2 separate regions of the Homo sapiens genome follow, and region 1 is linked to region 2. Evidence: read pairs that join two places in POLR2A ChIA-PET (ENCODE). Cell type or tissue: PC-9. All regions are shown on one strand. Links, peaks and the distances in the headings refer to the core of each region. The heading gives the core; the rest is flanking DNA. Region 1 overlaps LLGL1 (LLGL scribble cell polarity complex component 1). Region 2 overlaps GID4 (GID complex subunit 4 homolog).

What was found. Peaks named below come from ENCODE experiments on the same cell type or tissue, not always from the same donor. Only the 100,000 strongest peaks of a DNase experiment are listed, where the experiment ranks them.
Region 1: POLR2A ChIA-PET joins it to region 2 with 6 read pairs; 1 of 35 experiments calls an interaction of 5 or more read pairs at or near these places.

Annotation. Positions count from the first base shown.
Region 1 is chr17:18,230,853-18,236,215 of GRCh38, reverse strand. It overlaps LLGL1 (LLGL scribble cell polarity complex component 1), which reads right to left. Exons shown (of 23, transcript NM_004140.4): 3 at 3,640-3,721; 4 at 3,414-3,544; 5 at 2,280-2,438; 6 at 2,041-2,203; 7 at 1,808-1,943; 8 at 1,513-1,567; 9 at 1,223-1,377; 10 at 904-1,127; 11 at 679-746. Among named protein-coding and RNA genes, the nearest start is that of LLGL1, 7.9 kb to the right of the region's middle. RefSeq lists enhancers at 4,028-4,861, 4,862-5,363. In PC-9, for the core only: no CTCF peak of the experiment used is centred there; a DNase peak (open chromatin) is centred at 215; H3K27ac peaks cover 1,047 bases.
Region 2 is chr17:18,057,453-18,062,815 of GRCh38, reverse strand. It overlaps GID4 (GID complex subunit 4 homolog), which reads right to left. Exons shown (of 6, transcript NM_024052.5): 4 at 3,847-3,948; 5 at 841-971. Among named protein-coding and RNA genes, the nearest start is that of GID4, 21 kb to the right of the region's middle. In PC-9, for the core only: no CTCF peak of the experiment used is centred there; a DNase peak (open chromatin) is centred at 3,115; H3K27ac peaks cover 457 bases.

The DNA.
Region 1 (5,363 bases), core at 207-5,206, 170 kb before region 2:
TGCATGGGGCCCAAGGCAGCCACGTAGGTGGAGGAGCAGGAAGACTACAGAGGCCGGGAGAAAGCAGGGAGGGGGCAGGGGAAGGAGTAGACAAATCTAGGGCGCAGCCTTGGGACACAGCTGCAGAGTCCAAGCAGGGCCCCAGGCGGTGGTGAAAGCCCAGAGCCAGGGCGTGAGAGGTGTGTGACTGTGGGGGTGGTTGAGACTCATTCCAGCAGCCCTGAAAGCCACGGCAAGCTCTTCAGCAGGGAAGGGCACACCAGAGTCAGAGGCCTGAGGGTCCCAGCACAGGCGGGAGTGGGGGCAGGGCAGGAAGTTGAGACCTGAGTCACTGGGCACGTCAGCGCCCGCCAGGCCCACGCTGGGCTCTCTGGCACCTTCCCTGGGCAGCTCAGCGTGGGCCAGCCCAGATTTTCCAGTCCCAGGGCAGGCAGGCTGGGCGGGTGGAGCCCTGGGGTTTGGTAGAGCTCAGTTCCAGGCCAAAAGGCAGATCAGGGCAGCACCTTGAACCAAGGTCCAGGGAGGTTTCATTCCAAACCACCTTGGGCAAGGAGGAACTACCTGGTCCCACCAGGGGCCAGGCCTGAGTCTCCTGGCACCTCTGCACCCACCAGGCCCAGGATGGGCTCTCCCCCAACAGCAAGGGGCCCACTCACCCACATAAGCACGCACACCTACCCCGTCAGCAGCAGCCCTCGCTGTGACGGCTCCTGGGCCAGGTTTCGGCCCCCAGTGATGGGCCAGCTCTGGGAGGGGGTGGCAGAGATGTATGCACAAGGTTAGGACGAACATCTTCTCCCTCTCACCCCGAGTATGGCACATTCTGACCTCCGGGCTTAGAACTGAAACTCTCCCCCTCCTCAAGACTCCACCCTGTAAGACCCCCCTGATCGCCGCACACACCAAGGCACTGGAGACAGGCTGGGGGCTCTGCTGCTCGCCAGCGCTCACAATGCGGGCCCACAGCTTGGCGGGGACACTGGCCACGTGGGCCGAGCAAGTGATTGCAGAGGAGTGCAGCGGGGCCAGGTATGGGGCAGGCACAGCTGGCCAGCCAGGAGTCTGCAGGTCCAGCACCACCAGCTCCTCTTCCAGCAGCACAGCCAGGGCCTGGGGGTCATCAAATTCTGTGGGACGGAGGGAGTATGGGGTGAGCACAGCCATAGGTGGCAGAGGGCACCAGGTGGGGCTGGGAAAGGGTAGGGTACGGCAGGGCACGCACCATCCTCGGGCCGTGTGCTGTGCACTGTGAAGAAGTCGATGATGCGGGAAGTGAAGTCCAGCGTCACCAATGTCTCGGCTCGAAGCACACTTACACAGTGGCGGTCACCATAGCTGGCACGGGGCATGCCACCGCTGAAGATGATAAAGTGGCCCCTATGTGCAGAGGGAGGTGTGCGAGCCATGAACCACTTGGGTCCAGAGCACATACTGCACAACCTAGGGAGAGCCCACCCTTCCAGCCCCCTAGCCAGACCCAACTCACATCGGACACCCACTCCCTCGACCTACCCAGATTCACAGTTCCGCCACAGAATCTTGTTAATGGCCTTGCAGGGAAAGGGGCCTGAGGGGTGGGACAGCGTCAGACCAGACTCACTGGTGGTTCTTAGCAATTCTGCCATTCCTGCTCTGCCCTCCACTGCTCTCTACCTTACAGCTGCCTCCTGCCTCCCCGGGAAGTCGGCGGGAGACACACTGCCCCCAGACCACCCCCTCGGGGAAGTCCCTCCTCAGCCAGTTTGGCTTGGCTCAGTGGTGCCCCCTCCCATCACCACCCTCTGGCTAAGGTGTCCCCAGCACTCACCGTAAGGTGTGGTGGCTACCGTGGGCTGCAGCGTTGGGAAGCTGCCGGCATCCACAGACCAGACAGCATAGCTGCCATCGCTGTGTGAGCTGACCACAGTGCTGCTATCACGCCCCCAGCATAGGCTCTCCAGCTGCTGCGGGCAGGCAGGGGCAGGCAGGCAGGCAGGCATGAGCCATGGTGGGCATGCACAAGGGGCCCAGGCTGAGGGGACACAGGCCTCACCTACATACCTGGTTCCCCAGGAAGATGTGGTCCACACACTGCGAGGCCTGGTTCCAGATGACCAGCAGGCCCCGGCTGTAGCCAATGAGAATCTTTGTGGGGTCCCGCAGGTGTCCCTGGAGTGACTCCACGGGGCCCAGTGCCTTCCCACAGCGGTAGTCGTCTGGCACGCTGTGGAGGAAGGCAGGTGAGCCAGCAGAACTTCCCGGGCACACAGTGGGTGCTGGGAAGCCCACCGGCCTCTTACCTGCGCAGAACCTCGCCTGGGGCAAGCGTCTGCCCCTCGAGCAGGGTCAGGGTGGTAACATCCAGGAAGAAGACACTGCTGCCCTCAGTGCCCAGGGCTGCTATGTCGCTGGCAGCCACCAGCAGGACCACTGTGACTCGGGTAAGGCTGAGCGGAGCACTGCAGGGAACAAGGGGAAGGGAGTGAGGGTACAAGCCCATCCACCTGCTCAGGTGGGGTGTGAGGGGCTGGGCCACTGCTGATAACTCATCACTGGCCCCACAGCACTCACCAGGGCCTACTTACAGAGCCACCCCAGGAAGACATGCATCATCATCAGCCCGCTCAATTATTCATCAGGATGTCAGCAGGGAGATGGATAAAAATAGGGTCCCTAGGTCTTGCAGACTGGGCTCCCAGCTCCTCCCACCCACCAGGAGAGGACAGCAGGAACCAGGGCACTGCCCAAGCCAGGACCAGGAGCTCCCCGCTGAGCCCCTCCTAGGAATCCCGCTGCCAGCGCTCAGACATCTCCTGACTTCGCAGGAGGGCCCCAGATACCCCCATCTGCAGAAGCTGGGAGGCATCAGGAATCCATCCCTGGGTTGGTACTCCCCTTTTCCAGCTATTTCAGGCAGGGCTGGGGAGAGAGATGCCCCACACTCTCACTCAGCTGGGGCATGCTGCCAGCGCCTTACCAAGCACAGCCCATGGGACCCTCCTTGCCCTCAACCCTGCCTATGCACAGAAAGGCCTGTCTCCCACCCACAACTGAAGAGGCCAGGGGACCCTTCCTGTTACTAACTGGCTTAGGCCCTGCCCCAAACCCCTAGACACCCCCATCATTGCAGTAAGTGTAGTGCCAGGCCTCAGGTCCTAGAAGTTTGGCATATAATGCATGTACCTCCTGCTGCTCACAATGTTAATTACCTGCTCACGTCGGACTCAACCCAAACCTCCCATTTAACCTGAAAAGTTCAGAGTATACCTCAGTAAAGCAGGGTCCAACAGCTGCAGCCTGGGACCCAGGCCCAGCTCAAGGCATCCCGCCCTGAACCGCTGCCCATCTCCATGCTGCCTTTGCACAGCAGGTTCCCACAGCCTCCCCCAGATCCTCCCTGCCCGGTGGCTGGCCCCAGCCAAGTTCTCCAGTACCTGGCACCATCAAAGCCGGGCCGGCTGGGCAGCTGGAAACTGAGTGCTTCTTCCAGGTGGGCACAGCCATTATGGTGGACAATCTCCCAGAGATGCAGACTGCTGTCATCAAGCAGGGACAGGAGGCGGCCCTGGTGTGTGAGCAGAGATGAAAACTAGGCTGGCCTAGGGGGATGAGTAGATATGGGGGCCACAGGGAGCTGGCTAGTGGGAAGCAGAGGCTCACCTGGCCGGTCAAGAAGTGCATCTGTGTGACAGTGGCTGCATCCCGGTGCAGGCCTGTGAACTCCACGCCAGGTGCACCATAGCTGAGGGTGGCAGGTCAAGGTGGAAATAGGCATAGACCAGCAAACCACAGTGAGGAAGACACCCAAGGCTCCTCCTTGACCCGGACTATTCCAGTGGGCCCCGGCATGGGCCTGACCATCCAGGAGTCCTCCCTGAAGAACGGAGGCCCCCTCCCTAAAGCTCCCACTCTGCACCCCTACAGTATCCCCAAGATCAGTGTGCAGGCTCCACTCACTCCTGCAAGTCAGGTGCTGCTATAGGACCTTCACTTCCCGTAAATTGGGCCAGTGACTCCCACTTTACAGGACTGTTGCAGATCAAGTGAGAATAAACACACCCAGCAGGCTTGGCCTCAGCCTGGTGAGAGGATGGGGCTCCGCTCCACTTCAGCTCCGTGTGTCTATGGGTTCTGGGAGCTGCGCCTTGCCGGATGGGATCAGGCAGGCCAGAGGTGCAAGGCCAGGCCTGGACAAGAAAGCCAGGGGGCAGAAGAGTCCAGGCTGCCTTTTCCCACAGCTTCAGGCCAAACTTCAGCCATGGGTAAGAAAACCCACCTCCTCTGGGCACGGTGGCTCGCTCCTGTAATCCCAGCACTTTGGGAGGCCGAGGCAGGTAGATCACAAGGTCAGGAGTTGAGGACCAGCCTGGCCAAGATGGTGAAACCTCGTCTCTACTAAAAACGCAAAAATTAGCCGGGCATGCTGGCAGGCACCTGTAATCCCAGCTATTTGGGAGGCTGAGGCAGAGAACTGCTTGAACCCGGGAGGCAAAGGTTGCAGTGAGCCAAAACTGTGCGACTGCACTCCAGCCTGGGCAACAAAGAGCAAGACTCCATCTCAAAAAAACAAAACAAAACAAAAAAAACCCACCTCCCTCCAAAGCAGGCAGCCAACAACTGCCATCATGAGGGAGGAGAGACTCCAGCCTGCCCATTTCACAGATGAGCACACAGACTTGGAGGGGGTGGATGACCTGCTTGAAGTGCCCAGTGTCAGTGCCTGAGTCCCGGCAACTCCAGGGCTGATGGTGGACAGCAGGGCCTGAGGGGGCCCCATGACAGAGGGTGCAGGGAGGAGTCAGCAACGTTGCCCCGGTGACAACACAGGAGCCGTTGCCTGGAGCTTGAGCTCAGATTCCCTACAGGAGCCTGGCGAGAAACTCCGAAGAAGGGACAAAAGAGGGGACAGGAGCAGCTGGGCGGGAACCAGGGTCGTCAAGGAGATGGGGCTGGCCTGGCAGGGGGAGGGGCAGCTTCTAGTGACCAGGGCTGGCCCTCTCCAGCCTCAGTTTCCCAACCCAAGGGGCTCCAGGCAGTGGCAGTCAGGGGAAAAAGGGAAGAGGACCCCGGGCTCCAGCCTCCTTTCTGAGGCTCAGTCTCCTCATCTGCACTTCAGGTTCTTTTTGAGCCTGAGGACAAGTGCACTGGAGACCCCAACACAGGAGGGACACCTGAAGGCTGCAGGGACACATGTGCGCACGCAGCGCAGCACCCACAGGAGTGGGAGCAGCAGGCCAGGCAGCGGAGCATGTGGGGCCCAGAGCACTGCCACACTCACCAACAGAGGCCGCTGGGGCCATGGGAGAGAAGGGGACATCTCAGCCCATCCACACTCCCCAGAGTAGGCAAAGAGCTCACAAACCACAGGCTCAGAGTCCCATCCC
Region 2 (5,363 bases), core at 255-5,254:
GCGTGAGCCACTGTGCCCGGCCAGCTGTTATTTTTAAAAAGGATTATAAAAGTTTTACAAACTTGCGTGAAAACCATTACTGAAAGCCTAAAAATCGTGGCTACAGGGCTGGCATTTACTTGCAGATATAATTTCGTTACCACTGAACAAGGAATCTAGGGTAGGATCACTTCACATATAACAAAGTGTTAAATACTGGAAAGAAAGAATTTTTACCTTCAGAGAGGAAATCAGGCATTTTATCACATGGTTTGCCCTCCGGGGACAGCAAGGTGCTTAAAAAGCAGCAAGGAGGCAGGAGAATCCCTCAAAAGGTGGCAAAAGTTAGCATTCAGGCAGAGTTCAGTCCTTTACTATTGGTGACACACTGGACAGGACTGTCCACTCACAGGCCCCCAGGTCATGAGCCTTAAATCAAGTGCATGTCGGACCAACTCTAAGGAATGCAGCCACAAAATTTAAAAAGCTGCTGACAGCAAAATTCACATTGTCCAGTACTGGATCAATTCACATTTTAGTTACTAATTCAATTTGCAAGGATTAAATAAAAACCAGCAAGATTGAGATAAACATTGCCAAAAATACAGTATTGCTTAAAAGTGCTTAGAAATGAGTTCTTTCACCTATAATTCATTTTCATCTCATTTACTCTGCTCTGTGCATAGGGATAAGGCCTTATTGTGAGCAACTGAGATCACTGAAATAAGCTCTCAGCATCCAAATAAAGCACAGAATCTATACAGAGACAGGCTAAGATGTTGCTTTTGGGTTTGATGAGCCAAGGGAGAGCCAGCTGGGCAGCAAGCCCTCCCCGTGGCCTCTGTCCTCAGAGGTCCTCACCATTCTGAACTCCTATGGTAGTAGTAGCCCTCTATGGAGGCTGCTGACTTCTGAAAGCAGATGTAGTAGAACCCGGCAAAAGAAGCACCACTGATGTCTTTGATCGTGTGATCTGGGACCAGAAACTGTTCCTGCACACAGATGAAGAGGGTCAGTAACAGATAGCATTCTCTGACCACCCACGGGGCCTCCCTGTTAAGCATCAGGGGGTTCTAAGGACCACTCGAGAAAAATATAGGATCTCATAGTCTAACCTAGACTTGCTGGGTGATGGCGGGCCCGTGGGGTCTCAGCCTGACTTCTAAAAAGCGTCCATGTGCTCCTGGAGTATTCTATATACTAAAGTGACAAACTGTGTCTTGAGCTCACTAGGATCAGCAATTCAGAGAAGGTACCATGGCCGAAACATCTAATATATAAATCAATACCTACTCACCTGCCTGTCTGCCTGCCTCTCTATCTTTCAGAGACCACAGACAATCAACCTGGGAAGAGCGAAGTTTCTGCTCCAGTTCTCAGAACTGTCAACAGATGCTTGATAACATCTAGAACAGTGAGTCGCTTCTGTAGGTCTGTGGACCATTCTGAGTGCAAAGCAGTTGCCAGTAGCCCCTGTGACACCCCCTCCAAGAGCTTGACGCCTTGTCAAAAGCAGTCAGAACGGTACTGTTCTTTACCAGGGACCTTAGGAGAGAGGCAAGCTTGCCACCTCTGCTGGAGCTGAAAGCTGGAAACCCAGGTCCTGGCACCTACTTTCCCAGAGAGATGAGGTCAGAAGCTCCAGGGCCTCAGGTGGTCTACTAAAGGACCACAGATGAGCCACTCTGAGACATTCTTTGGAGGCAAAACAAGCCCATTGCTTTTTAAACAAATTTAAGACACCCTCCCATTCCTTATTCAACTTCTAAAATTGTGGCTTTTAAAATTAATTTTAAAATTCAGATCGGGTGTGGTGGCTTATGCCTGCAATCCCAACACTTTGGGAGGCTGAGGTGGGTGGATCACCTGAGGTCAGGAGTTTGAGACCAGCCTGGCCAATATGGCGAAAACCCGTCTCTACTAAAAATACAAAAAATTAGCAGGGCATGTTGGCGGGCACCTGTAATCCCAGCTACTTGGGAGGCTGAGGCAGGAGAATTGCTTGAACACGGGACGGGGAGGTTGCAGAGAACCGAGATCGCGCCATTGCACTCCAGCCTGGGCAACAGAGTGAGACTGTCTCAAAAAACAAACAAACAAACAAAAAAACCCAAAAATTAGCCAGGCGTGGTGGTACGCGCTTGTAGTCCCAGTTACTCAGGAGGCGGAGGCAGGAGACTTGCTTGAACCTGGGAGACGGAGGTTGCAGTGAGCCAAGACTGTGCCACTGCACTCCAGCCTGGGCAACAGAGTGAGATTCCGTCTCAAAACAAACAAAATTCAAACAATAAACTTCCTTTAACAGGTTGTTTAGTTGACATGTTTCCCGCTAGATGGCAAGCTCGTGAGCATACTGTTCCCTGTTTACTCTCTGCATCTGGCAACCTACTGGAAGAGTGGTGATCCCCACTTCTTTTTTTTTTTTTTTTTTTTTTTGGTGAGACAGAGTCTTGCTCTGTCACCCAGCCTGGAGTGCAGTAGCGCAATCTTGGCTCACTGCAACCTCCACCTCCTGGGTTCAAGTGATTCTCCTGCCTCAGCCTCCCGAGTAGCTGGGATTACAGGCGTGCACCACTACACCTGGCTAATTTTTGTATTTTTAGTAAAGACGGGGTTTCACCACATTGGCCAGGCTGGTCTCGAACTCCTGACCTCGTGATCTGGCTCTCTTGGCCTCCCAAAGTGCTGGGATTACAGGCATGAGCCACCGCGCCCAGTGATCCCCATTTCTTTTTTTTTTTTTTTTTTTTTTGAGATGGAGTCTTGCTCTGTCGCCAGGCTGGAGTGCAGTGGCGTGATCTCAGCTCACTGCAACTTCCATCTCCCAGGTTCAAGTGATTCCCCTGCCTTAGCCTCCTGAGTAGCTGCGACTACAGGGGCATGCCAACATGCCCGGCTAATTTTTTGTATTTTTTAGTAGAGATGGGTTTTCACCATGTTGGCCAGGATGGTCTCAATCTCTTGACCTCATGATCTGCCTGCTTCAGCCTCCCAAAGTGCTGGGATTACAGGTGTGATCCACCACGCCCGGCCGATCCCCACTTCCTAAAGTGGTTAGCTATGCAAAATAAAGACCAGGAAAGGCAACTCAATATGATTCATCTTTATGAAAGCTGACAAGATTTCAAGATAAAACGACTTTTTCCCTGCAGACTGGGGACTAGGGGTTGGTATGTTCTCAAAGTTATTTAACAAACTGGCTTCCTGATTTTGCTATTCTGGGGCTGTAAATATCACGTTATCAAAGCAGGGAGCACAAATGACCTCGCAGCTAAAAGCCAATCCATCAAGTCAGTCAGGTGGGGCTCTCTGAGGTCTGCTGAGTCAAAAACCCGTGTTCCATTCCCGGTCCCTCATTTCCTGAGCTGGAGGGAAGTAGAGGAGGTGAGACTTTCCTGAGCTCTGGGAAAAGGATGTGGTGGAGGGCACCTGGCCCACGGATGGTGTTTAAGCCTGTAGAGGGATCTGGGTACAACTGATGACTAAGTTCAAAGCAAGTTTGGCTCTGCCTTGAATCCACAGAACACTTGGAGTGATTCAACTTGGGGGTTCAACAAGATTCTTGGGTGGGAGAAAGGAAAGGGAGAAGACAATGTTAGAGGCAGCCACCTAGGCCCAAATCCACTTGCTACCCACCAAAAGCACAGCGAGGAGGAGCTGTCTGGGACATCGGCAGTTAACCAGTGCGTGCCCTGGAGCTGGGCCCACTTTTTATAGGCGTGCAAAGACCCTGCCATGAAGACTTTGCCATGACAACCAGCTGTGACGAGCACTGGACATGGGGAGCCCTTGGTTAGAGTGAATATGTAGGTGCGATACAGGGCCTGGCTTGCTGGGAGTCTGGAGGGCCACCTGGTGGGAACTTACCTTCCACCTCATGAAGACGTAGTCTCCATTCTTCAGCTCTTCATAATCAAAGTCATCTGAGTTAAATGATTTTGCATACTGATAAAAAGCCAGAAACTTGCCCTGAAAGCAGAAAAGAGAGTGTGCCGATTGACTGAGAGAAGGAGAGGCTGCTCTCAGAACTATGCTTATGTGCCCAGGTAAACTCACCTTCCCAAGGCATGACAGCTAGGGACGTGGCTCCCAAAAGGGCAGCTAAGACCAAGTAACAGATGGGGCCCTATGGTCACCCCATTGAATGCAGACTCAACCCTGGGGCAGATACCTGGACTCCAGCTGGGGCCCCACTGCCCTACACCTGCCTTGTTAACATGGCTGAGGAAAAGGCCAAAGGATGGGAATGGTGAACAGACAGACAAAATAAACAGACGAAAGCTAAGAAAAATTAATGAGAAGACCTCTGCAAGTAAATCCGAAGTAGCAAAAAGAGCCATGCAAAACAGCTTAGAAACAGCCTGCCCAGTCTCAGAGAAGAGGGCTTTGTGAAGCTTGTGTCTCTGCATGATCTAGGGGCTTGGGCCAGCTAGCTAAGCAGACACTAGAAACACATGATAGCCTTGTCCTTCGATATCTGCGAGAGATTGGTTCCAGGACCCCCATGAATACCAAAATCTGCAGATGCTTAAGTCCCAGATATAAAACAGTGCAGTATTTGCAGATAACCTACACACATCCTCCCCTATACTTTATAGCATCTCTAGATTGCTTATAATACCTAATTCAATGTAAATACTAAGTGAATAGTGGTTATACTGTATCGTTCAGGGAAAAATATCAAGAACAAAAAATCTATACATCCACTGGGTGTGGGGGCTCACGCCTGTAATCCCAGCACTTGGGGAGGCCAAGGCAGGCAGATCACAAGGTCAGGAGATCAAGACCATCCTGGCTAACACGATGAAACCCTGTCTCTACTAAAAATATGAAAAAATTAGTTGGGTGTGGTGGTGGTCGCCTGTAGTCCCAGCTACTTGGGAGGCTGAGGAGGAGAATGGCGTGAACCCGGGAGGCGGAGCTTGCAATGAGCCGAGATCGTGCCACTGCACTCCAGCATGGGCAACAGAGCGAGACTCTGTCTCAAAAAAAAAAAATCTATACATCATCAGTACAGATGCAATTTTTTTTTTCAAATATTTTCAAACTGTGGCTGGTTGAATCCACAGATACAGAACCCACATATATGGAGGGCTGACTACATTTACAACAGGAGATTAGGAATAGGTTACAAAACTGTATTTTATGATCCCATTTTTTAAAAAAAAGACAAAAAACAAGTATACACTGTATACCCAAAAGAGATTCAGGAAGAGGTTAACAGCTATTTTAGTTTTAGGTGTTGCCATAGATGACTCCTTTTCCTCCAGCTTTTCTATTTTTTCAAATATTTTTAAACAAGCATGTGTTAATTTGATAAGAAAACATCTTAAATAAAAAATCAAGACACAGAGATATTAAGTCATAGATTTTGTCACATAGAT